3 separate regions of the Homo sapiens genome follow, and all the other regions are linked to region 2. Evidence: read pairs that join two places in POLR2A ChIA-PET (ENCODE). Cell type or tissue: PC-9. All regions are shown on one strand.

Region 1 (8,000 bases), 410 kb after region 2:
AGATGAGGACCATATGGTCTTTGTCCTCAGGCTGCATTCACTCTAGTGGGGTGGAGATAGGAGAAGGAAACAAATGATTCTAATATAAGGCAGCATTTGTTAAATGCCATATAAAAATTACAAAGCAAATTCTGGGGAGAGGGTTCAGACAGCAAGATCACACTTAACAGGAAATGAAAAATGAAGGCCAGGCATGGCGGCTTATGCCTGTAATCCCACTACTTTGGGAGGCTGAGGCAGAAGGATTGCTTGAGTCCAGAAGTTTGAGGCAACATATTGAAACCCTGTCTCTAAGAAACAGCAACAACAAAAAATTAGCCAGGCATGGTGGTGCATGCCTGTAGTCCCGGCTACTCAGGGGGCTGAGGTGGGAGGATCACTTAAGGCTGGAAGGTTGAGGCTGCAGTGAGCCAGGTTCATGCTACTGCATTGCAGCCTGAGTGACTGTCTCAAAAAAAAGAGACCCTGTCTCAAAAAACAAGCAAAAATGACCCTCACACCTTCTTTTTCCCGCTTTTGTGTGTAAATTACTTGTTGTTTTTTAATAGGAAAATGTCATATGGCCACTCCAAATAGAAGGACTAGGTGACACATTTTTATGCCTGTAAATCAGTTTATATATATGGAAAGTATAGAAATTAAGACAGAAGAGGTGAACCACGGCCACATTGTGGCTGGCTTTAACAGTCAGGTAGAGGAACCTGTGCCTAATTCAGTTGACAATGGTAATTCGTTGAAGGCTTTTATCAAGGCACAGATAGGATCAGTACTGTGCTTTAGGAAAATTAAGCTAGCAGCAGTATGTAGGATGGCTAGAGTGAAGAGAGATAGGAGACAGACTATTATAGTCATCAAGGGGAGAAGTAACCGGGGCCTGAACGATGGTGGCTGGGAAAGTGGAAAGCATGAGGATGTCAGGCTGGGGAATCTGTAGGCCACTGAAGGTTTTTAAACTGGGGAGTGCACTGGGGGCTTTAGAAAACTCTCGAAAAAAAACAAACAGGCTGGGTGCAGTGGCTTATCATGTCTGTAATCCCAGCACTTTGGGAGGCTAAGCCAGGAGGATTGTTTAATCCCGGAGTTTGAGGCTGCAGTGAGCTATGATGACACCACTGCACTCCAGACTGGGTGATAGAGCAAGACCCTGTCTCTAAAAACAAGCAAACAAAAAACAAGCAAGCAAAAAATCTTCTTCAGTATTTTAGAGATATCCTCTTCTAACCTAAATTTCTGCCTGAATAGAAAAGGGCCCCAGCTACATGAAGGAGATTAAGTCCATTTTAATCTTTTGATAAGTAACTATTGAATCCTTTATCAGATCTTGTCCTATCTGTATTTTCTTCTTCCCTTGATGTAGTAAACTTCTTGCATAGAATTCAGAGGAAAAAGGTACTGCGAGCAATTTGAAAAATCAGAATTTATTCTAAGCAAATAAAGGGCTATCTATAGTCCAACATGTAACATAAACTCCTTATCATATATATTTTTAAAAATCCTTCCTTGGCCAAGAGTAGTGGCTCACACTTGTAATCCCAGCACTTTGGAAGGCTGAGGCAGGAGGATCACTTGAACCCAGGAGTTTAAGACCAGCCTGAGCAACATGGCAAGACTGTCTCTAAAAAAATTTTTTTTAATTAGCTGGGCATGGTGGCACACACCTGTAGTCCCAGCTACATGGGAGGCTGAGGTTAGAGGATCGCTGGGGCCCAGGAGGTTGAGGCTGCAGTGAGCCTTGGTGGTGCCACTGCACTCCAGCCTGGGTGACAGAGCAAGACCCAGTCTCAGGAAAAGGAAAAAAAATTCTTTCTTAGTAGTGGCTATTCCTTGAACTTTCATCCCATTTTTCTCTTCTTTTACTGCCAAATTTCTCACAAAATCAGCCTTCATTCATTATCTACCTTGACTTGCCACCTACTCATCCCTCACCCTTAAAACATGGAGCACATCTATAAAACCACAATAAAATCATACCCTCTAAAGTCCACAGCGTCATCCTCACCACCAAAAACTATTAATTTTCTCAATTTTCATCTTCTTTGACCTCCTTCCGGCATTTGGCCCTGTAGACCAACCTCTCCAGCTTGAAATGTTCTTTTCCTTTTGCCGTCTTGACGTACCACACTGTCTTTTTACTTCCACCTCTGGGATCTCTTCTGCTATGTTTCCAACCTATATTCCTATCTACTCTACCAATAAAATTGCAACCCAAGTGATAATCTTGGGCTGTCTGCCACTTATGATCTTGAAGGAAAACACTTTTTCATTCAATTATTCAATGCTCCACAGAATTCCTAAATCCACATCTCTAGTCATGATCTCCTGTCTCAGCTGCAACTTAATATTTCCTACTGGATATTTCCAAATGGATGTCTGAAACTCATCTTGTCTAGAACAGAGCTTATCTTTCCCCTCAAAGTTAAGTCCTCCCTCCTCTCAACTTCTCCACATTCATCAATGATACCATCATTTTCTCAGTGACTCAGGTTTGAAATCTTGAGTCCTTCTTGACTGTTCCCTCTTCTTGCATTGTTGGCCAGTTACCAAACTCTTATCAATCCTGCCTTTGCAAATTCTCTCAAGTCTCTTTTCCTTTCCCTTTCCCACTGCCACTACTGTAGCTCAGACTCATCATTTCTCTCCTATGCATTCCCAATAGTTTTGAAACTAGTTCTTCTCCTTCGTCTTCCTTTTCCTTTTAATACATTCAACAGTTTCATTGGGAATATTATTCTTTTAAAAATATATTGTTGTAGGTATCATTTCCTTATTCAAAACTCTTCAGTTAGATTCCTATCACCTATAGGATGAAAGTTACATATCTTAACCTGGCATTTAATATCCTCCACTATCTGCTTCTTACTTCTTTTTATTCTTTAAAAAAATTTTTTTAATTGAGATGGGGACTTGCTCTGTCACCCAGGCTGGAATGCAGTAGCGTGATCTTAGCTCACTGCAGCCTCAACCTCTTGGGGTCAAGTGATCCTTCTGCCTCAGCCTCCCAAGTAGCTGGGACTACAGGCATGCACCACCACAACCAGCTAATACTTATTTCTATTCTTACCTCACACAAATCCTTTACACAAATTCTCTTCTCCAGCTAATTTTCCAATTGCTCCCAAATATGACATACCCTTAGAGCTGACACTTGCACATTCCAGAGGACACTATTCACAGAGAATATAATGTGAACAGTGTCCCCTGGAGTAGTGCAGTGACTGTACTTTATTCCCATGTTCCTTTTGGTGCCTTTGTTCTTTTTTTTTTTTTTTTTTTTTTTGAGATGGTGTCTCACTCTGTTGCCCAGGCTGGAGTGCAGTGGCGCGATCTCAGCTCACCGCAACCTCTGCCTCCTGGGTTCAAGTGATTCTCCTGCCTCAGCCTCCTGAGTAGCTGGCTAATTTTTTTTTTTTTTTTTTTTTTTTTTGGTAGAGATGGGATTTCACTATGTTGGCTAGGCTGGTCTTAAACTCCTCACCTCAGGTGATCTGCCCGCCTCAGCCTCCCAAAGTGCTGAGATTACAAGCATAAGCCACCACGCCTGGCTGGTGCTTTTGTTCTTGGTCTTCTTCGTATAGACTACTTGCCCCTTGCCTCTGCCCTAACTCTTCCTTCAAGGCCCAGCTCAAGTTCTACGAGTTCCATGAACTCACCACCCACTGCCCCAGCCATTGATAATCACCCCCTCCTCTTGATTCCTAGATTAGTGGTCTGTACGTATGGTGACCATATAATTTATCATCCAGATTGTATATTTGCTTGTTAAAAGGGTCACAATTACTCTGAAACCACAGGTATGAACTGGGACTGTCCAGGACAAGCTGGGCCATATGGTCAACCTACTTATATATTACCCTTTGGCACTTGGTATGTGTTATCTGGTAGTTTTTATTTGTTTGTTAAAATGTATGTATGTATTTAAATGCATATATCTAATCTCCTCAAGATAGTAAATCATCCGAGTATAAATTATGTATTCTCTCTGTGTGTTCTCCTGGTGCCTGGCCAGCGTCTTACACATAATATACACTAAAAGTTGTTTGTTCATCATGATGATGTCTTTACTCTGTTGTTTAGGAATGAAACATGGGTTAGGAATAAACCTTCAAATCAGAAAATTCACTACCCAATTTTCCTTCTGGCAAAAAGACAAAAACCTCTATGTCCCCAGAAACAGATAGTGACATCAAAAAATGTCCTCAAGATTTTGCTGAGGACTGGATTGAGGCCTCTGGCACAAGGCTCTGCCCTGTTGCCTTGTTGCTGAATAATGTCATTCGTCTGTATCTTGACGCATCCTCTTTGCATTGCTTTGTCACACAGCAGAAAGATAACAGCCCCAACCAGAGGACTTACAGAAATCAAATCAAAATAAAATTATTTCTAAGGAAATGCTGTGGTGGTTAACTTACCTGAAACCAAATGCTTGGAAGTCTTGACTTGCTTGACTTATTTTGCTTAATTAACACCTGGCCCCAGTTCAGCATTATCCCTGCTCAACCACCAGGAACTAAAGAAAGAGAAGGAAGAAGATCTAAAAACCAAAAGAAAGACAGCAGTCATGAGAGCGAACGCTCTGAAAATGAACTAGAACACAAACTAAAAAACGAAAGACATGTGGGTAAGAGATAATTAGGACAGAATCATCTCTCAGGAGTAAACACTTAACAAAATAATGCAACAAAAGAGTAGCAGGTCAGAATCACATGGGCGTGTGAGTCGATGTTGAAAAGCCCCAGAAGGGAACACCATTTTGTTCAAACTACTGACAGCTTGGGCCTTTTTAAAATTCCTCCTACCAAATAGGTGATGATAGTAGCATTCATTGATTTGTACATGGATGATATAAGGATGTTTCCCTTTGACTACTCCTCTAAAATTTGGTTCTCAGAGAGAGATTTCACCTGTAAATGTCTGGTCTAGCATTTTTGCTTGTATCTGCGAGAGTCTCCGAGCCCCTCATAACATCAGTAGTCTTAATACGCACAATAATCTGTCTAGAGATTCTCTAAATATTCTCAAGTTTGATAAAGAGCTTCTTAGAGTCTGAGCAACGTAATGAGAACTTGTCTCTACTAAAAACAACAACAACAACAACAACAACAACAATTAGCCAGGCAAAGTGGTGTGCACCTGTAATCCTAGCTACTCAGGAGGCTAAGGCTGGAGGATGGCTTGAGCCCGGGAGGCAGAAGTTGCAGTGTGCCGAGATCACGCCACTGCACTCCAGTTTGGGCAACAGTGAGGGAACATCACACACACACACACACACACACACACACACACACACACATACGGCTCATTAGAAAAGATAAAAGATGGCCAGGTGCGGTGGCTCACATCTGTAATCCTAGCACTTTAGGAGACTGAGGCGGGCGAATCACCTGAGGTCAGGAGTTCGAGACCAGCCTGGCCAACATGGCAAAACCCTGTCTCTACTAAAAATACAAAAATTAGCTGGGCGTGGTGGCCCACATCTATAATCCCAGCTACTTGGGAGGCTGAGGCAGGAGAATTGCTTGAACCTGGGAGGCAGAGGTTGCAATAAGCCGAGATCATGCCACTGCACTCCAGCCTGAGCAAAAGAGTGAAACTCCATCTCAAAAAAAAAAAAAAAAAAAAAAAGATAAAAGATGACTCTTAACACTTCCTTCTACTTATGATCTTTTAATACCTGGACTTCTCTGGAATTATTGGATATATTGACCTCTTGGAGTTCCCAGTTCTTCCTTTGGTTCTTTTTAACTTGAATGAAGTCATCACTTGCCTTGGAAGATTGAAGTCAGGAATAGGCAACTTAAATAGTAGATGTGCCACGAAAGTGTATTTTCTATCTCATTTGTCCTATCATTCCGCTTCCTTTTCCCTTTATCTCTCATTCCCTTCTTTCTACTTGTGATTTTCTTTCACCCTTTCCCTCTACTCCCAATCTTTCCTTGAGTATAGTTAGAGCCCTTGGTGGCAGGTAGGGTCGAACAGTGTTGATTTAAGCATTGATCTTAGATGCAAAGGAGTATATTAAGTGACTTCTTAAGACTTTTCTTAACTCTGGGATTCGGTTGCAGTTAATTACCATCCCTTGATTACTAGCCACTTGTTCTTACATCTTTATTAGGTCCATTGGAATCATCTTCATCATAGCTAACATTTATGGAATACTTAATACATATGTCAGACCGTGTGTAATGTGGATTCTCTCCTTTAATTCTCACAGCAACTCCATGAAGAAGGTGCATTCCCATTTTGCAAATGAGGGAAAGGGAACAGAGAAGTTAGTACCTTTCCCACAGTGTTTCATCACGGCTAATAAGTCACAGAGCCGGGCTGCGAGTCCACATTTGTATGTCTCCATACCACCACTTTGGTAGAAAATGTGATCCTGGTATATGGTAGGAAGAAGCTTGAGCAATTTAAAATCCATTATACAACCTTCATAAGCGCTGGGCCGAGGCATAACTATGAAGCCAATATCCCCTGACTAAAGGGTCAAAACTTTATCCTCTTCATGAAAGGATGTGACATTACTTAGATCAATGCAACCTCCCCTATGTACCACCCCTTACAAACTTGTTTCTCAGCATTTCTGCACTTTTGCACATGTTGGTCCTTGTGTCGGGGGAACACCCTGCCCAACATTCCCTAATGTCTAAGCTTAAAGAGTCTGCGGAGGGATCAACACTTCTGGAAAATCATTGCTGAGACTGTGTCCTCTCCTCTCTCTGACCTCTCCCAGGCTGCCCTTTATCTGGGCCCCAGGAGCATCCCGAAGAGCAGTTATTACACTGTATTGTGATCACTGGTTTTTCTTGCCTTGCCCCCTGACTGTGAAAGGTGGGCATGAGGCAGATACCCCAAACATTATATGAGTGAAATTGAATTCCTGAGCTTTAATATCATCATATTACTTCTTCCAGGTATATTTACATTTTGAGCACCATTCTGAATTTTGAAATGAAATGCTCTCTGATGTAGACACCTTGCCTGTGAAGGGTCACTACCTTCCTTCAGCCCAAGTTGACAAAAACCAGTATGTATGTATGTATGTATGTATGTATGTATGTATGTATGTATGTATTTAGAGGCAAGGTCTCTGTTTTCCAGGCTGGAGTGCAATGGTGCAATCAAAGCTCGCTGCAGTATCGACCTCCAAGGCTCAAGTGATCCTCCCACCTCAGCCTCCCAAGTAGCTGGGATTACAGGCACACGCCCCCACACCCACCGCCCAGTTAATTTTTGTATTTTTTGTAAAGACGGAGTCTTGCCATGTTGCCCAGGCTAGTCCTGAACTTCTGAGCTCAAGTGATCCTCCTGCCTTGGCCTCCCAAAATGCTGGGATTACAGGCATGAGCCATCACACCCAGCTGGATCCAATTATTTATAAAAGAGATACATAAAATAGTGTATAGAACCAATTGAAGGCCGGGTGTGATGGCTCACACCTGTAATCCCAACACTTTGGGAGGCTGAGGCAGGTGGATCACCTGAGGTCAGGAGTTCAAGACCAGCCTGACCACCATGGTGAAACCCCATCTCTACTAAATGTAAAAAATTAGACCGGTGTGGTGGCACATGCCTGTAATCCTAGCTACTTGGGAGGCTGAGGCAGGAGAATCGCTTGAACCTGGGAAGCAGAGGTTGCAGTGAGCCGAGATTGCGCCATTGGACTCCAGCCTGAGCAACAAGAGTGAAACTCCGTCTCAAAAAAAAAAAAAAAAAAGAACCAATTGAAGTCAGGAGGCTGTTGCTAAACTTCCAGGAATGAAGTAACAAACTGCTAAGTTTATAGGTCATTTCCTAGAGAACAAGGAGGTGTTAAATTGGATGATATTAGGGCATGTCCTTCTTGTTGAGTCATCCATGTCTTAGGCAGAATCTTTCCTCTGGTGGGCACAGAATGAAGACATGATTTAGCAATTAATTTATTGGTAATTTATTAGAACAAAAGGTATTATTCTCTAACCAAAACTCTCCTAATTTTTGTTTGTTTGTTTTCTTTCTCAAAT
Region 2 (8,000 bases):
GTCCCAGCTGCTCAGGAGGCTGAGGCAGGAGAATGGCGTGAACCCGGGAGGCGGAGCTTGCAGTCAGCCGAGATCGCGCCACTGCGCCCCAGCCTGGGCGACACAGAGAGACTCTGTCTCAAAAAAAAAAAGAGGTATACTCAATGTTAAAAAGTAAAGAGAAGCCATGTAGGTAAGATGTTGTGGAGCTAGTAGTTAAAAAATAAAACTACTCATGATTTGGTATATCTTAAAATAAATTTTTATACATTATAACATATGTATAACATACAGTTATGCATTAAAGTAACTATTAATTTCCTATATGGAAGAAAATATTTAAAAATAATCCTGGTAGGAGTGAATTCATGTGAAATGTAGGCAGAAGTGATAGTTTAGAATATGCTTTAAAACAGATTTCATTTACTTTATATTCAATTTGATTTTACTGATTCTATAACTGGAAAAACTTAGAATTCTATAAATAACTATTTAAGGTTTCCATATTTCTACATTGATTTCTGATTTCTAAATTGTTATTTCGTTTGTGAAAAGTTCACAGTAGTAATTGAATGTTACATTTTAATAGCCACATATTAATATGTCTTATGAGAAGATCTAATATATACAACCTTAAAACCATGGATAAGCTGTGAAGAAAAAAAGTCAATGAAACTTGAGGAGGAAAATAATTTATGAATTAAAAATGCCACGCAAATTTTCTTTTTCAGAATTGGTATAAAAATTCTGAAAGAGAAGCTGCTACTCAACTAGGATAGTATCCACATTTTCTTGTGTGAGCTCTGACTCTAAGGCACAAGGCAAGTCTAAGTGTTCTTGTGACAAGCGAGAACTTTTCAGGGAGACATCAGACCAGCTGTCACAGTATGGCTGAAATCTCTGGGCCAATGCATTACCAAACCTTTGGCATCGGTTATATCTGTAAGATTTACCTTTGTGTGTATACATGTGTTCCAACAATTGGCTCTTTCGAGGGAATTTATGACCACAGATGGTACAGCTCATTTTTCTTTTCCTTGAAAAAGAAAAATTACAGTTTAATTCTACTGGCTCTGTGTCTTTGGAGATCAAAGATACTTGACTGATCTGCAAAGGCTCTGTGGTACCCCGGTTGGTGTGGTCTGGCTGCTGTTCATTCTCCTTAACAATGAAGGAGCTGAGCCTGCGGCATTCAAGGGCCTCGCTGTTTTCATTAAGGGGATGCACTTCACCAAGGTCATTACTTTCCAGAATGGAAGCAGGGACACCGAATGGCAGGGATCCAGACACATGTGTATGGAGATGTTGCCTTAGGTTACTACGGGAATCAAAACGTTCCCCACAGTAATGGCATAAGTGTATTTTGACACTGTTTTCAGTAAAAGTGGGGCCTGTCACCTCTGATGAGGGTGAGGGGTGGCTCTGGGAGATCACAGATTCTGGGTCACATCTCTCCTGCTTGATGGAAACTGGGGGCTTCTGGTGCTCCTCCAGGGCCTGGGTGGCAGGACAGGCCCTCTGCTGGTCTGCAGTGCCATCATCCAGACCAATAGCAAGAGACAACTGCAACTGGGGGTGGTCACCCTGGACAGCAGCTCTGTTTCCACTGTTACTGGAAGGAGCTTCTTTGACCTCCAGTCCTTGTTTGACAACTGTTTTTTGGGTTGTTGAGATCTGAATGCCATATAAATTTGAGGACTGCACAGTCTCTGGTGAGAACACTTGATTCATTTCAGTTGCAATGTGAGAAAGGTAGTCGGCGTGAAGAAATCGAATCCCTTCCTCCAAACGACTATGATCCACAATCTGTTTTGGCCCTTTCCCCGTGTACATAATGTGCAACAAATAGCTGAATATGTCAGGTTGGATGTCAGTTGGTTGTATTTTTATGCATTCACTGTTAAAAACAAAAACAGACCCACAAGAAATGAAACACAACCTAGCTGGCCTTTCAGTTAACAGTATAGTCTGAGACTAAAGCAATTTCTTCCTAAGAAGTTCGAACCTAGCAATCTGCCTTAATAAAACATGGCAACAAAGGCTTAAACTTTCATTTTATACCAACTTTATGGCCTAGCAAAAAGTCTTCATGTATTCAATCTACTGCCTAAAGTTAGGAAACACAGACATACATTCTGAATAGTTCAACATTAATCAAGTGACTCCTAAGTGATATGCACTATACTAGATGCCAGCGGTAGAAAACTGATGAATAAAATAGGTACCTGCTCTTAAGGAATTTAACAGTCTATCAAGTAAACGATCAAAAGAACTAAAAACAGGGACTCAAACAGATACCTGTATGCCAATGTTCACTGCAACATTACTTACAGTAGCCAAAAGGTAGAAAGAAGCTGAGTGTTCACCAAAAGATGAGTGGATAAACACAAGATGGCTTACACACACAATGGAATATTATTCAACCATAAAAAGAAGGAAGTTCTGATACATGCTACAACATGGAGAACCCAGAAAATATCATGCTAAGTAAAATAAGCCAGACACAAAAGGACAAGTATTATATAAAATATCTAGAATAGGCAAATTCATAGAGATAGAAAGTAAATTAGCGGTTTCTGGGGGTTGAGAGGGTGAGATGGGGAGTTATTGCTTAATGGGTACAAAGTTTCTGTTTGGGGTGATAAAAAAGTTTTGGAAATAGACAGTGGTAATGGTTGTACAACATTGCGAATGTGATTATCACCACTGCATTGTATAATTAAAAATGGTTAAAATGGCAAATTTTATATGTTTATAGCCACAATAAAGATATCTTAAAACTTCTGAAAGAACCTATTGAAATCAGCAGGGTGCGGTGGCTCACGCCTGTAATTCCAGCACTTTGGGAGGCCGAGGCAGGTGGATCATCTGAGGTCAGGAGTTCAAGAGGAGCCTAACCAACATGGTGAAACCCTGTCTCTACTAAAATTACAAAAAATTAGCCGGGTGTGGTGGCGCACACCTGTGGTCCTAGCTACTAGGGAGACTGAAGCAAGAGAATTGCTTGAACCTGGGAGGCGGAGGTTGCAGTGAGCTGAGATCATGCCACTGCACTTCAGCCTGGGCACCACTGCACTCCAGCCTGGGTGACAGAGCTAGACTCCGTCTCAAAAAAAATAAAAATAAAAAATAAAAAAAACAAAAGTGTTATATGAAACAAAAATTAACAGCTTAGTGACTAAAAGCATAGACATAGCTTCAGACAAATCTGCATCTAACTTATTAGCTGTATAATCCTGCATGGGCATGTTACTTAACTCAGTCTCAGTTTTCTTTTTCCTGAAATAGGGACAGCAGTAGAATTTACATTATAGGGCAAATACTTAGTGCTTGGGTATGGGATAAGCCTTCAATAAATTTTAGCTATTCTTTCCTTTTTCTTTTTTTTTTTTTGAGACAGAGTCTCGCTCTGTCACCCAGGCTGGAATGCAGTGGCGCGATCTCGGCTCACTGCAACCTTCACCTCATAGGTACACGCAATTCTCCTCCCTCAGCCTCCCGAGTAGCTGGGACTACAGGCGCCCACCACCATGCCTGGCTAATTTTTGTATTTTTAGTAGAGACGGGGTTTCACCATATTGGCCAGGCTGGTCTCGAACTCCTGACCTTGTGATCCGCCCACCTTGGCCTCCCAAAGTGCTGGGATTACAGGCGTGAGCCATGGCGCCCAGCCAATTTTAGCTATTCTTATTTTCATTCTTATTTTCCATTATGGATCCTACACACTGAGTTTAATTACTAATGTATAAAAAATTATTATAATTTGGCCAGGCATGGTGGCTCATGCCTGTAATCCCAGCACTTTGGGAGGCTGAGGCAGGCGGATCACCTGAGGTCAGGAGTTTGAGATCAGCCTGGCCAACATGGTGAAACCCTGCCTCTACTAAAAATACAAAAATTAACCGGGCGTGGTGGCAGGCGCCTGTAATCCCAGGTACTCGGGAGGCTGAGGCAGGAGAATCGCTTGTACCTGGGAGGCAGAGGTTGCAGTGAGCCGACACTGAACCATTGCACTCCAGCCTGGGTGACAGAGCAAGACTCTGTCGCCAAAAAAAAAAAAAAAAAAAAAAAAAAAAAAAAAAAATTATAATTTTACTTCTTAGTGTGACTCCGTAACAAAGAATTTCCAAAATGATACTATAATAAAGCTTATATAAATCACAATATTAAAAATTCTTATTTACAAAAACACATCCTTACCTTGTTTGGTGAATAAATATCATCTTGAAATAGTTAGAAAAAGCAGCAAGCACTGCTCTGTGGGCTTTGAAGTAAACATCTCCAATTGCAACTGTGCAATCACACAGAAAACCAAATTCTCGCTGCATGTTCAGCTGCTGGAGAAGAACAAGGCTATGGCTGGCAGTGTCCATTGTGGTTCTGAAAAAAAGGACAAGATAAATGTAGATAGGTGTGTATGTATATACGCATTATTTTTTATTAATACAAAATTGTCTACAGTTCACACAAACCTACAGAGTAACAAGGAGATCTAAATTTAAATGAAATTATTCAAGTTTTCAATCCTATTACTTTCACTGCAAACACGGCTAACACTAAATTCCTCCATTATGACAACTGATATAAACTCTGCTGAACCATAAAATATGACCCTTTTTCATCTGGTAAGAAGATAGCTTGGTATGAGTGACACATGAAGACAGACCTGTCCTTTTCCATCTATGTGAACACAATGTTTCTAATCTTGTTTCCTCATTAGAAAAATGAAAATGAGATACTGATTCCTGCCTCAGAGTTAAATAACTTATGTGAAAATCATGTTGTAATGGAAACTGCTATTCGATGTTAGCTATAAATGTTAATAACATAACACGGTATCCTGGCTGAGCTAGAGATGTCACTCCTCCTCAGGGATCCTCTGGTGCTCAGGGGATACTGGCTTCCCAACTCTCATCAAATGTTTGGGGGACTTATCATCACAGTAGCTCAGGAACTCTTAAAATAGATGTCAAGCCACATCCCCAATTTACTTGTGGCCCAAGAGCCTCCTGAGAAAGAACTTAAGCTGGCGCAGTGGCTCATGCCTGTAATCCCAGCACCTTGGGAGGATGAGGCAGGAGGGTTGCTTGAGCCCAGGTATTGGAGACCAACCTGAGCAATATAGTGAAACGTCATCTCCACAAAAAATAAAACAATTAGCTAGGTATGGTGGCATGCACCTGTACTCCCAACTACTTGAGGGGCTGAGGCAGGAGGATCACTTAAGACTGGGAGGTCAAGGCTGCAGTGAGCTGTGATCACACCACTGCACTCCAGCCTGGGCAACAGTGAGACTCTGTCTCAAAAACACACACACACACACAAAAGAAAGAACTGATCTCAACTGGATTCAGACGCATATTATAATGTAGGTTCCCAAAGGAAGTAAAAGGCAAGGTGGAACAACTGCGGGGAAGCCTATATGAGGAAGAACATGCAGAATTCTGGCCAAGAAGCCGAGTATAAGCAGCAAAAACATTCAGAAGTGCCCTGGTTTCAGGCAGGTGGCAGACTGTACATCATCTTCTCTACCCTACTGTGGAGAGAGCCCTGGTACTTTAGGCAGAAGGTAGCTGTAGTATAAAGGGCATCATTGGGTGGCCAGGAGAACATCCTTTGAAAGAGCAGACACTGAAAAAGAGAATGAGGTTTCCACACCAGCCAGCCAGACCAAGGTCTAAGGAGGTCAGTGATGTAATGCAGGGTTAGCCGTCTAAAGATTGGCAGTGGCTTGGGCAGCAGACAGCTAAGTGATCAGTAATATAATAAATATAGCTAACATTTTATAGTGCTTCCTATGTGTCAAAAATTAGCCAGGCACGGTGGTGCATGCTTTAGTCCCAGCTACTTGGGTGGATGTGACAGGAGGATAGCTTTAGCCAGGAAGATTGAGGCTACAGTAAGCCATGATCATGCCACTGCACTTCACCCTGGGTGACAGAGCAAGACCCTATCTCAAAAAAAAAAAAAAAAAAAAAAGGCAGACTCTATTAAAACTACATATTTAATGTACTGATGTGGAATAATCCCCAAGTTATATTATTATTATTATTATTATTATTTGAGACGGAGTTTTGCTCTTGTTGACCAGGCTGGAGTGCAACGGCTCCATCTCGGCTTACTGCAACCTCCGCCTCCTGGGTTTAAGCGATTCTCCTGCCTCAGCCTCCCAAGTAGCTGGCATTACAGGTGCCCGCCACCATGCCCAGCTAATTTTTGTATTTTTAGTAGAGACGGGAGTTCACCATGTTGGCCAGGCTGGTCTCAAACTCCTGACCTCAGGTGATCTGCCCACCTCAGCCTCCTAAAGGCATGAGCCACCGTGCCCGGCCTAACAAACTAAAAATCTGTATTGACAATTTCAGCATGTGAAAAACGTGTCTTAGAATCAATGAAATGGTTCATATTGAAGCATCTTAAACTAGCCTGATAAGTTGTCTCAAAAAAAAAAAACAAAACCAAACCCTCGGATCATAAACATTTTCACCAGTTCTTCCCATTATATTGAACTACTGAACCATAGGGAAATGAGACATAGCACACTAATAAGCCACCCATACAGGAATCTTATGGTTAATGGTCTGTTGGTAACAGTTAAATTCTTCACTTATTCAACAGATATTTTTGAAGAGCAATTTAATAAAGAAAAAATGTGTAAAAGCCTGCATTGTACAAGGCGTGGAGACAGAAAAAAATGACAAGATGCTACACTCAAGATTACAGGCTCACAGGAAAGATAAAACATCAAACCATAATTATAATATGAAATAAATGCATTCAGTAGCACAGAGCAGTTAGAGAACATGCTATCAGAGGGAGATAAACACAGGCAACTTGATGGGAAACAAGGCCAGGCAGAAAAAATAAAATGAATAAAATTACTGGGAAGAATATGAATAGTTAGATAACAGAAGGATTCAGCTTGGCATAGAAAAAAAAAGTAACAGAAATAATGAAATGTGGTCAGTTCAAAAAGCATACAGAATATAAGACTAAAAAGTAGTGTCGTGTTTGAAGTGAACTATGTAAGATGTTTGAGTAAGAACAGCATGATCAGTTAACTTACTCTGTGGGAGGGAGAACAGAGCGTGGTAGTTAAAGCTTGAACTAAAATCAGACAGCTTAAAATTTTAGCTCTGCCATTTACTAGCTGCGTGGTCTTGGCAAGACACTTAACTCTCTGGGCCTCCATTTCACTTATAAAATATGGACAATGACAGTATCTAACTTATAGGTTATTTGAATTTAATGATATAATGCACTTAGAAACAGTGGGCCCACAGTTAGTGCCTAATAAATACTAGGCATTATCATCATCACCATCATTAGGCGTGAGTAAAGACTGCTCTAACAGCAACATATAAAAAATATTAGCAAGGGAAAAGGCATGGAGAAAGACTGGCTAGGAGCCTACTATGGTATCAAAGTAATCGCAGTGGGAATGAAGGAAGGAATACAAGAGATACATCAGACACAAAACTGACATGACTTGTCACCACAGAGATCAAATCAAAGGTGAGTCTCAGAATTCCAGCTTGGGTAATTGGAAGAATTCATCCATTCCTTCAGATTACATTTTCAGAGTAACTGCCATGTGCTAGGTGTTGATATAAAGGCAGAGTCCCAGAACATTAGAGAAGAAGTACAGAAACCGTCTTGATAAGAGGTTCTGAGACCCCACCTCAAAAAAAAAAAAAAGAAGAAGAAGAATAGGGGTTTCACTTCAGACACTCTGAGCTCCAAGTGTCTACCAGGTATCTAAGTAGAAATGTTTAGTGATCAGCGGGGACAAGAAGCAGGACAGGGCTCTAGAGAGAGCAGAGCCAGAGAGGGAGAAGAGGCCTCTGAAACGACAAGGCTGAAGTAACCAAGTATGAAAATAATAAAGTAGACTAAAAAGTAGAATGAAATAAGAGGGAAAAAAGCTAAGAATGAATCTTTGGAAAACAGAAAAGACAAAATAAGACAGAGGAGGAGAAAAAAGAAAACATCGTCATTGAGGAAAGGCAATGACCTTGCAG
Region 3 (8,000 bases), 69 kb before region 2:
AATGGATGCTGTGATAGCAAAAAGAAAGCTTTGCTGCCACAGTTCAATTTCCCCTTTATCACTTCCCTGCAAGTAACCCTATGGCTCAGGCCCTAAGCCAAAAGAGAAATTTGGGTGAGGAACTGTATAAACAAACTTACCAAAGTTAGAAGGAATTACCGATACTAATCTAATTTCTTACACATCTCTCCAGCCTGTTACATACACCCTATTTGTTTTAACTTTTTTTCCCCATGTAATTTAATCTGATGTCTTCTTCCGTATGGCTGATTAGCTGTATGTCAGGGTTTCTTTTTTCTTTGAGTGTAGGTTTTCTTCCCACTCCCCTATGACTCAATGAATGATCTTGGCTTAAGCTGCTCCCAAAAACCCACGGCCAGAAGGACACAAGTACAAGTCCCAATTTATAGCTGAAACCCTAGAGTTGAGAATATTATTGCCAAAGAAGGAATGCTTTTAGGAAGGTTTCTGTTTGATGTTAAGAACCTGTTTTTGTGCACTTATTCTAATTTCTCCACGTGGCATGCGAAGGAGGGCAGCTTCTATCCTCCAACTCTGATGCAGGCTGGCTTTTCTTTCAGGGGTGCCGATTGCCGGAAGGCATGCTGTGGTGGTTGGGCGCAGTAAAATAGTTGGGGCCCCGATGCATGACTTGCTTCTGTGGAACAATGCCACAGTGACCACCTGCCACTCCAAGACTGCCCATCTGGATGAGGAGGTAGGGTGTCCAGAGGAGAGGTAAAGGTGTTACGGTGGGGAGGGTGGGTGTGCCAGAGGCTGCCATGTCCTTTACACTCATGACCTCATTTAACCCCATCATCTCATTTTTACAAGATGAAAAAACAAATTCAAATTAAAGGCTGAGTGGGGTGGCTGACACCTGTAGTCCCAACACTTTGGGAGTCTGAGGCAGGAGGATTGTTTGAGCCCAAGAGTTTTTGAGACCAGCCTGGGCAACATAGTGAGACGCTTTCTCTGCAAAAAAAATTAAAAATTAGCCAGATGGGGTGGGCACATGCCTGTAGTCCCAGCTACTCGGGAGGTTGAGGCAAGAGGATTGCTTGAGCCCAGGAGGTCGAGGCTGCAGTAAGCTACGATCACACCACTGCACTCCAGCCTGGGCTACAGAGCAAGACCCTGTCTCAAAAAAAAAAAAAAATTAATTAATTAAAAAAAACATAAAATTAAAAGCATGCTGAAGTTTATACAGAGTTTGTTCTGTGTACTTTCTCTCTTCCTTTTTCTTTTTTCTTTATTTATTTTTTTTGAGATGGAGTTTCACTCTTGTTGCCCAGGCTGGAGTGCAATGGCGCAATCTCAGCTCACCACAACCTCTGCCTCCTGGGTTCAAGTGATTCTCCTGCCTCAGCCTCCTGAGTAGCTGGGATTACAGGCATGTGCCACCACGCCTGGCTAATTTTGTATTTTTAGTAGAGACAAGGTTTCTCCATGTTGGTCAGGCCGGTCTTGAACTCCTGACCTCAGGTGATCCACCTGCCTTGGCCTCCCAAAGTACTGGGATTACAGGCATGAGCCACCATGCCCGACCTTTGTCTTTTTTCTTTTGAGACAGGGTCTTGCTCTGTTATTTAGGCTAGAGTGCAGTGGCAGTCCATGAGAGCCCACTGCAGCTTTGAACTCCTGGGCTCGAGTGATCCTCCTGCATCAACCTTCTGAGTAGCTGGGACTACAGGCATGTGCCACCATGCCTGGCTAATTTTTAAGCTTTTTGTAGCGACAGGGGTCTCACTGTGTTGCCCAGGCTGGACTCAAACTCCTGGACTCAAGCGATCCTCCTGGTTCACCTTCCTAAAGTGCTGAGATTACAGGCGTGACCCAACATGCCTGGCCTCTCACCAAGTACTTTCTACCCTAATCTGCCTCGTGGTGGACAGGGATTAGCAGTACAGGCACTCAGATTGACCTCTGGCAGCCAGATCCCATGTGTGTAAAAGTGGTGGCCTCAGAGTGAAGGTGCTCCAGAGGCAGTCGTGGGCAGTAGTCTGCTAATAGCTATGGCAGCTTGTTCTAGATCCCTGCATCAGATTCCTGAGCCCAAGAATGCGCACACACACACACGTGCCTGTTGACAGTGCAGTCTCTTAAATGTGGGGAGAGAGCAGGAGAGAGGCCTAGTACTTTCTCTTTTAATCCTCCCAAAGTAGTGCTCTACATTCTGTAGGAGAAGGAGCAGTGTCTGGACATAACACGCAGGGCCCCAAGCCTGTTTGCCCCTCTGCCTTGCAGGTTGACACTGATTTCCCTATTGGGTAAAATGGCTGGTGAAAGGGAGCTCTTTGGCATGTGTAGAAATGAGCACGGCATGTGAAGGGCTGTCAGAAACAGTGTGTGGCTTACATTTGAGGCCTTAACCCAATATCTTATGAAATAGCTTATGACACTTAAGAATTTAATACAAAGCTCAGGGATATCCTTTTCATTTCTGGGTTTTTTTTTGGTGTGTATTTCATTATTTCATTTCTGATGTCCAAATCCCCTACCCCTAGGTAAATAAAGGTGACATCCTGGTGGTTGCAACTGGTCAGCCTGAAATGGTTAAAGGGGAGTGGATCAAACCTGGGGCAATAGTCATCGACTGTGGAATCAATTATGTCCCAGGTGAGTGTTGTTGGAGGAGTAAGGTGGCTGCTGGTATTGAGGATGGTATCTAGGTCATCAAAAGAAGCCTGAGAGAGAAGCTTGTCTCATTTTATGCTTGTAGTACTAAGGTTTAGGAGACTGACTAGCCCAAGGGTGCACAGAGTTAGTAGATAGAAGAGTTGCCACTTGCAGGCAGGTCTGCCTGGTGCCAGAGCCTTTGATTTTCATCATGTGCTGTACAGCTTCCAAGATGACTTTGTCCAGGGAGAAAGTGAGAGGGAGGGCAGGAGGGATATATCACTTTATCTTCATGTAGAGATCACCCTTTATTTTAGCAAAGTTGATGGATGGATTTAAAATACAGTATAATTATTGCAAAGTGCTATGAGAGTCCAGAAGAGGGACTCATTCTGCCAAGAGGAGGGCTTTACAAAGAAGATATTTGACCTGGGTTTTTTTCTAGGCTGAGAGGATAAATCTAGCCTTTTAATCATGTCCAAAACTGTACTCGGCATCCTCATCCCCAAGTTACCCCTTACTCCCGTCTTTTGGTTAGTATCACCATTCTTCCTTCCCGCAAGTCTGAAGCCTTTTAGTTTCCCTCCCAAGCATTCCCTATATTGGACCAGTCTCTAAATATTAGGAATTGTTTTCTCTCTCCTCTGTTCTGAGTGTCACCACTGAGTGTTACCTTCTCAGCTGATGGGCTGTGATAACTTCCTTGCAGGTGTCCCTCCCTCCAGCTGCTTCCCACTCAGATCTATCCCCGTGCTCTCGCCTTGCCACGTTCACCTTCTGGCATGGAACTCTGAGCCTCTTCCTTCTTACTTGCCAGACTCCTTAGCCTCACACTAATTTCAGTGACCTCTGCAGCCTGTGATCTCACTTGCGCATGGTGAATACCTGTCTTCAACTTGTAAAGTGGACCACTTTCCCTTCCCTGCGCATGCCTCGTTTGCCCTTTGTAGTTCCCTCACCTGCATTCTTAGTGGAGTGGGCTACTCTTTCAAACAGAAAACTTCACAGAACAATAGGGCAAAACTTGCGTACGTCCTCATAGATCCAAGAAAGGAACAATCTTTAACGGAGCAACTACTGTGTATCCAGCACAATGCCAGGCCTTGGGCTACACAACTGAATAAGGTTCAACTTCACCTTCACCTTCAGCTGCTTCCTCCCCATCTCCTCTCTGTCATGTCTGTTATTCCTTCCAAACCTTGTTTGATTTCCCCTTATCAAGGGATGATCTTTCCTTCTCTCCCTCCCTCCTCTCCCATAGAACATGTGTATTGTATCTTTTGTTGCATGTGTCTCATGTACGGCGTCCTGTGCTCTCCTGCCTAGATAGCTCCTCAAGGGCAGTGGTCACTGTGGCGCCACATCCAGCTTCCTGCCATCTGACCACTGGCACTCATATCTATTGAATTGTCGAAGGGAGTTATAGCTGGAAGTCTTTTTTCTCCCTTCCCATCTCAAGTTTCAGATGTAGACGCTGAGCTGCCAGGAACATTAGTCACTGTCAAGCCTTCACCGTTTTTAACCTCCCTCCCACTCTCCCTACCGTGCTTTTAAGACAGTAGCTCATAATTGATCACTCATTTTCTTGTAGTGTAATTATCTAACAGGCGATAAAGAAATTGCTCTCCTACAACTCCTCACTTTGAATACTTGCGATATGACATTCAAGCTCAGTCTTTTTATTTATTTATTTTTTTAATTTTTTTTTTTTTTCTTGAGACGGAGTCTCGCTCTGTTGCCCAGGCTGGAGTGCTGTGGCGCGATCTCGGCTCACTGCAAGCTCCGCCTTGCGGGTTCATGCCATTCTCCCGCCTCCGCCTCCCGAGTAGCTGGGACTACAGGCGCCCGCCACCACGCCCGGCTAATTTTTTTTGTATTTTTAGTAGAGACGGGGTTTCACCATGTTAGCCAGGATGGTCTCGATCTCCTGACCTCGTGATCCGCCCACCTTTGCCTCCCAAAGTGCTGGGATTACAGGCGTGAGCCACCGCACCCAGCAAGCTCAGTCTTTTTAAAACCTCGCATCTTCTGTATCATATTTCTGCTTTTGGCATTTTTTTTTTGGATTACATGTGAGAAATGGAGAAGAAAAACCTGAGTGGGGATCTTGAGTGTTGCAGATAGGTAGGAAATGTTGACTTAAACATGAAACTTGCCATCCTTTTCACATTGATTCCTTATGTAGACAATAAAATATGAATAAAATCAAAGCAGTATCTTCCCTTCTGGTCAACAGTGTTTTTACTGATCTTGGGCATATAGGCAAATTAATGCTGATACAGCTGGATGTTATTGTGTTCCCCAAAGGATGGCAGAATCACTCAGTTACAGACCAGCAAATGGGCTGCAGGACCTAAAGACTGATATTTGCAAATGTTCACTTTAGAAGCAAACTTTTCTACCACCGAGCTACTTCTTGGTTCATATTTTGATTATTTAAATAGTTTGCATGGTCCACTCAGGGATAACATTGTAAGTCACTTGCCAAATTAAGAATGAATCAAGGTGTGTATACCTTTTACAAAGAAGTAATATTTTTAAAGATTCAAGTGCAGGGCAGAAAGTATTGGCCAGAGAAACACATAAAAGTGCTCTTCCTGCTTGGCTTACTAAAGATAAATTGAGAAGGGCCAGATCAATAGTGTTTTATTTGGAAGGGTTAAAAAGTGGGAACAGATTCCCCACCCTAATGCAATCCAGTCTCAACCTATCCAGTGTAGCTGCTTCTGGACTGGCCTCTATTATTAGGGTCCCCAAATTAAATGTAGAAGAGTCAGGGCTCAGCTGGATCTTTAGTTGATTTTTGTACATGTGATTTCCCAAAGAAAGAGAAATTCTAGGGCTGGGGGTAGATAACCAAAAGGTTTGCTCATTACTGAGGTCATATGCTTAGGCTGAGTAGTGGTCACTTTTTCCACTGACCACATCATCCTATCCACGAAGCACTGCATGTTTAGCAGTGTCTCGTCAACCCTGACAGTATTTGGTTTAGGAGCAAAACTGAACTCACCAGTGCTGCGTTTAGTCATGTAGTCAAAGATATGTGTCTCTTACCTGTGGGAAAACGAAAATGACTAACATTAACACGTAGAAATAGATGCAGCGGGTATTTCAAGCTAACTACAGTGTGAAGACGATTGAAACTTGTACAGAGGGCAAACCTCTATCTATATTTCCTTGGCATTTTGAAATGACTCTAGGGGCTGTAAGAGGAAATGTTCTGCCAGTTTGCTGCTTTATAATCTTCTAGAAACTTGAAACCATCCCAATGAGTTGTGTTGACCAGCTCCTTTTACTCCATATAAAAAATATCTTACGTATCTGTGGTGGAAAGAGAAACTCTTGCGTTTGGAGGCTGCTTTTTCAATTTCAGTAATGTACACATTTTCTCATTTTGCCCTCAGCAAATTTGTGATAGGTAGTGTTAAGCCTTCTTTGCATTTTGGACTTCAGATTAATATGGAGCCCACAGGAGCTGCAGAACTAACTTTTTTTTTTGAGACGGAGTTTCGCTCTTGTTGCCCAGGCTGGAGTGGAATGCTCACTGCAGCCTCCGCCTCCCGGGTTCAAGTGAGTCTCCTGCCTCAGCCTCTGAGCAGCTGGGATTACAGGTGCCCGCTACCAAGCCCAGCTGATTTTTTAATATTTTTAGTAGAGACGGGGTTTCACCATGCTGGCCAGGCTGGTCTCGGACTCCTGACCTCAGGTGATCCACCCGCCTTGGCCTCCCAAAGTGCTGGCATTACAGGTGTGAGCCACCACACCTGGCCCTAATTTTTAATAAAAGAGCTGATGCTACAGCTAATCTCTTTTTTTTCTGAGACAGAGTCTCGCTCTGTTGCCCAGGCTGGAGTGCAGTGACGCAATCTCCGCTCACTGCAAGCTCCGCCCCCCGGGTTCATGCCATTCTCCTGCCTCAGCCTCCCAAGTAGCTGGGACTACAGGTGCCCGCCACCATGCCCAGCTAATTTTTTTGTATTTTTAGCAGAGACGGGGTTTCACTGTGTTAGCCAGGATGGTCTTGATCTCCTGATCTGGTGATCCGCCCGCCTCGGCCTCCCAAAGTGCCTGCTAATCTCTTAATTCTGGCTTCTTGCCTCCACCTTGGAGCTTCTTCTCAGTTGTGGCGATCTGATCAGAGAGAAGTGGTGATGTCGCTAAAACTACCAGATGCAGCGCGGGAGCCTTATTGCTTCGAGGTCTAGGCCCGCCCCCAGCCCCTCCTGGAAGTGCACTGAAGCCAAGTGTAGGATGTTCTTTGTGTGAGTGAGCAATGATGCATCATTGGGTTTTGTTCTCTTGAATAGCTATTCTTTGCTGGTAAGATTTGTAGTTGTTCTTGTGTCCTTTTAAGGGAAGTGTAATTATATTCTTTGCCTTTAGCATACATTTAAGTAGCTGTGTCTTTGGAATTGGATGTTGAATTGTTCCTCCAGCTCACACATGGAGCTCACAAAATGCTGACAGTTGCTGTAGAAACGATATCTGGCAGCTGTGACAGAGTTGGATCTTTGTGCACCCAAAAAATTTCCTTTGTAGGCTTTAGCAAATTAACATTTTAAAATGGGTGCTCATTATATACTGGGTAGTTGGTTTTAAGAATAAAAAACAGTTGGTATTTTATTTGCCACCTGAGAGACTACAAAAGGATTCTCCAGGTTCTGTAAAACCACTTATGCATCTTGTGAATTTTTGCAGGTAAAATAATTTTCTCCCTAAGAAATAGCAAACATCTGTCATTCCATAGCTTTTAAGTTAAGTAGGCACTGGAGCCTGATGGGACTAACACACCCTACAATTCTGCTGAGTTTTTGTCGTAACTGATCACCAGGACTGTGATTCTGAGACTTAGTTTTGATTTCTCCCCCACTTGACCAGATGATAAAAAACCAAATGGGAGAAAAGTTGTGGGTGATGTGGCATACGACGAGGCCAAAGAGAGGGCGAGCTTCATCACTCCTGTTCCTGGCGGCGTAGGGCCCATGACAGTTGCAATGCTCATGCAGGTAATTGTGAATAAAAGTTTCTATAAGAGTTCTGAAAAGCTGATCGAGTTTTGGCTGCTTTTCTCCCCAAGTAGAAATGTCAAAAACCTACTCAGAAGTAAAGATGTGAATTTATTGAGAAAAAGGGAAGGGAAGAATAGAGAAATAAGATCAGGCACATTAATAGAGGAAAGTAGGGATGGCATAATTCCAGTCTGTTTTGGAATATAATAACTTTGAAAGAAGAAAAGTGCGATCACACTGGCTTGGCCAGGTCTGTTTTGGTTTGCCTTCCCTTTCTTTTTTTTTTTTTTTTTTTGAGACGGAGTTTTGCTCTTGCTGCCCAGGCTGGAGTGCAATGGTGTGATCTTGGCTTACCGCAACCTCCATCTCCCT

What was found. Peaks named below come from ENCODE experiments on the same cell type or tissue, not always from the same donor. Only the 100,000 strongest peaks of a DNase experiment are listed, where the experiment ranks them.
Region 1: POLR2A ChIA-PET joins it to region 2 with 33 read pairs; 7 of 35 experiments call an interaction of 5 or more read pairs at or near these places.
Region 3: POLR2A ChIA-PET joins it to region 2 with 25 read pairs; 15 of 35 experiments call an interaction of 5 or more read pairs at or near these places.

The regions. Positions count from the first base shown.
Region 1 is chr14:64,897,663-64,905,662 of GRCh38, forward strand. LOC105370534 (a long non-coding RNA gene) reads right to left here and starts at 4,466. Exons shown (of 3, transcript XR_943942.3): 1 at 4,410-4,466. In PC-9, no CTCF peak of the experiment used is centred here; a DNase peak (open chromatin) is centred at 7,779; H3K27ac peaks cover 118 bases.
Region 2 is chr14:64,486,182-64,494,181 of GRCh38, forward strand. It overlaps ZBTB25 (zinc finger and BTB domain containing 25), which reads right to left. Exons shown (of 3, transcript NM_006977.5): 2 at 4,180-4,359; 3 at 1-1,876. The coding sequence starts at 4,352. The coding sequence ends at 742. Among named protein-coding and RNA genes, the nearest start is that of ZBTB25, 14 kb to the right of the region's middle. In PC-9, no CTCF peak of the experiment used is centred here; no DNase peak of the experiment used is centred here.
Region 3 is chr14:64,417,307-64,425,306 of GRCh38, forward strand. It overlaps MTHFD1 (methylenetetrahydrofolate dehydrogenase, cyclohydrolase and formyltetrahydrofolate synthetase 1), which reads left to right. Exons shown (of 28, transcript NM_005956.4): 7 at 582-718; 8 at 2,508-2,619; 9 at 7,498-7,625. Among named protein-coding and RNA genes, the nearest start is that of MTHFD1, 33 kb to the left of the region's middle. In PC-9, no CTCF peak of the experiment used is centred here; a DNase peak (open chromatin) is centred at 4,005; H3K27ac peaks cover 947 bases.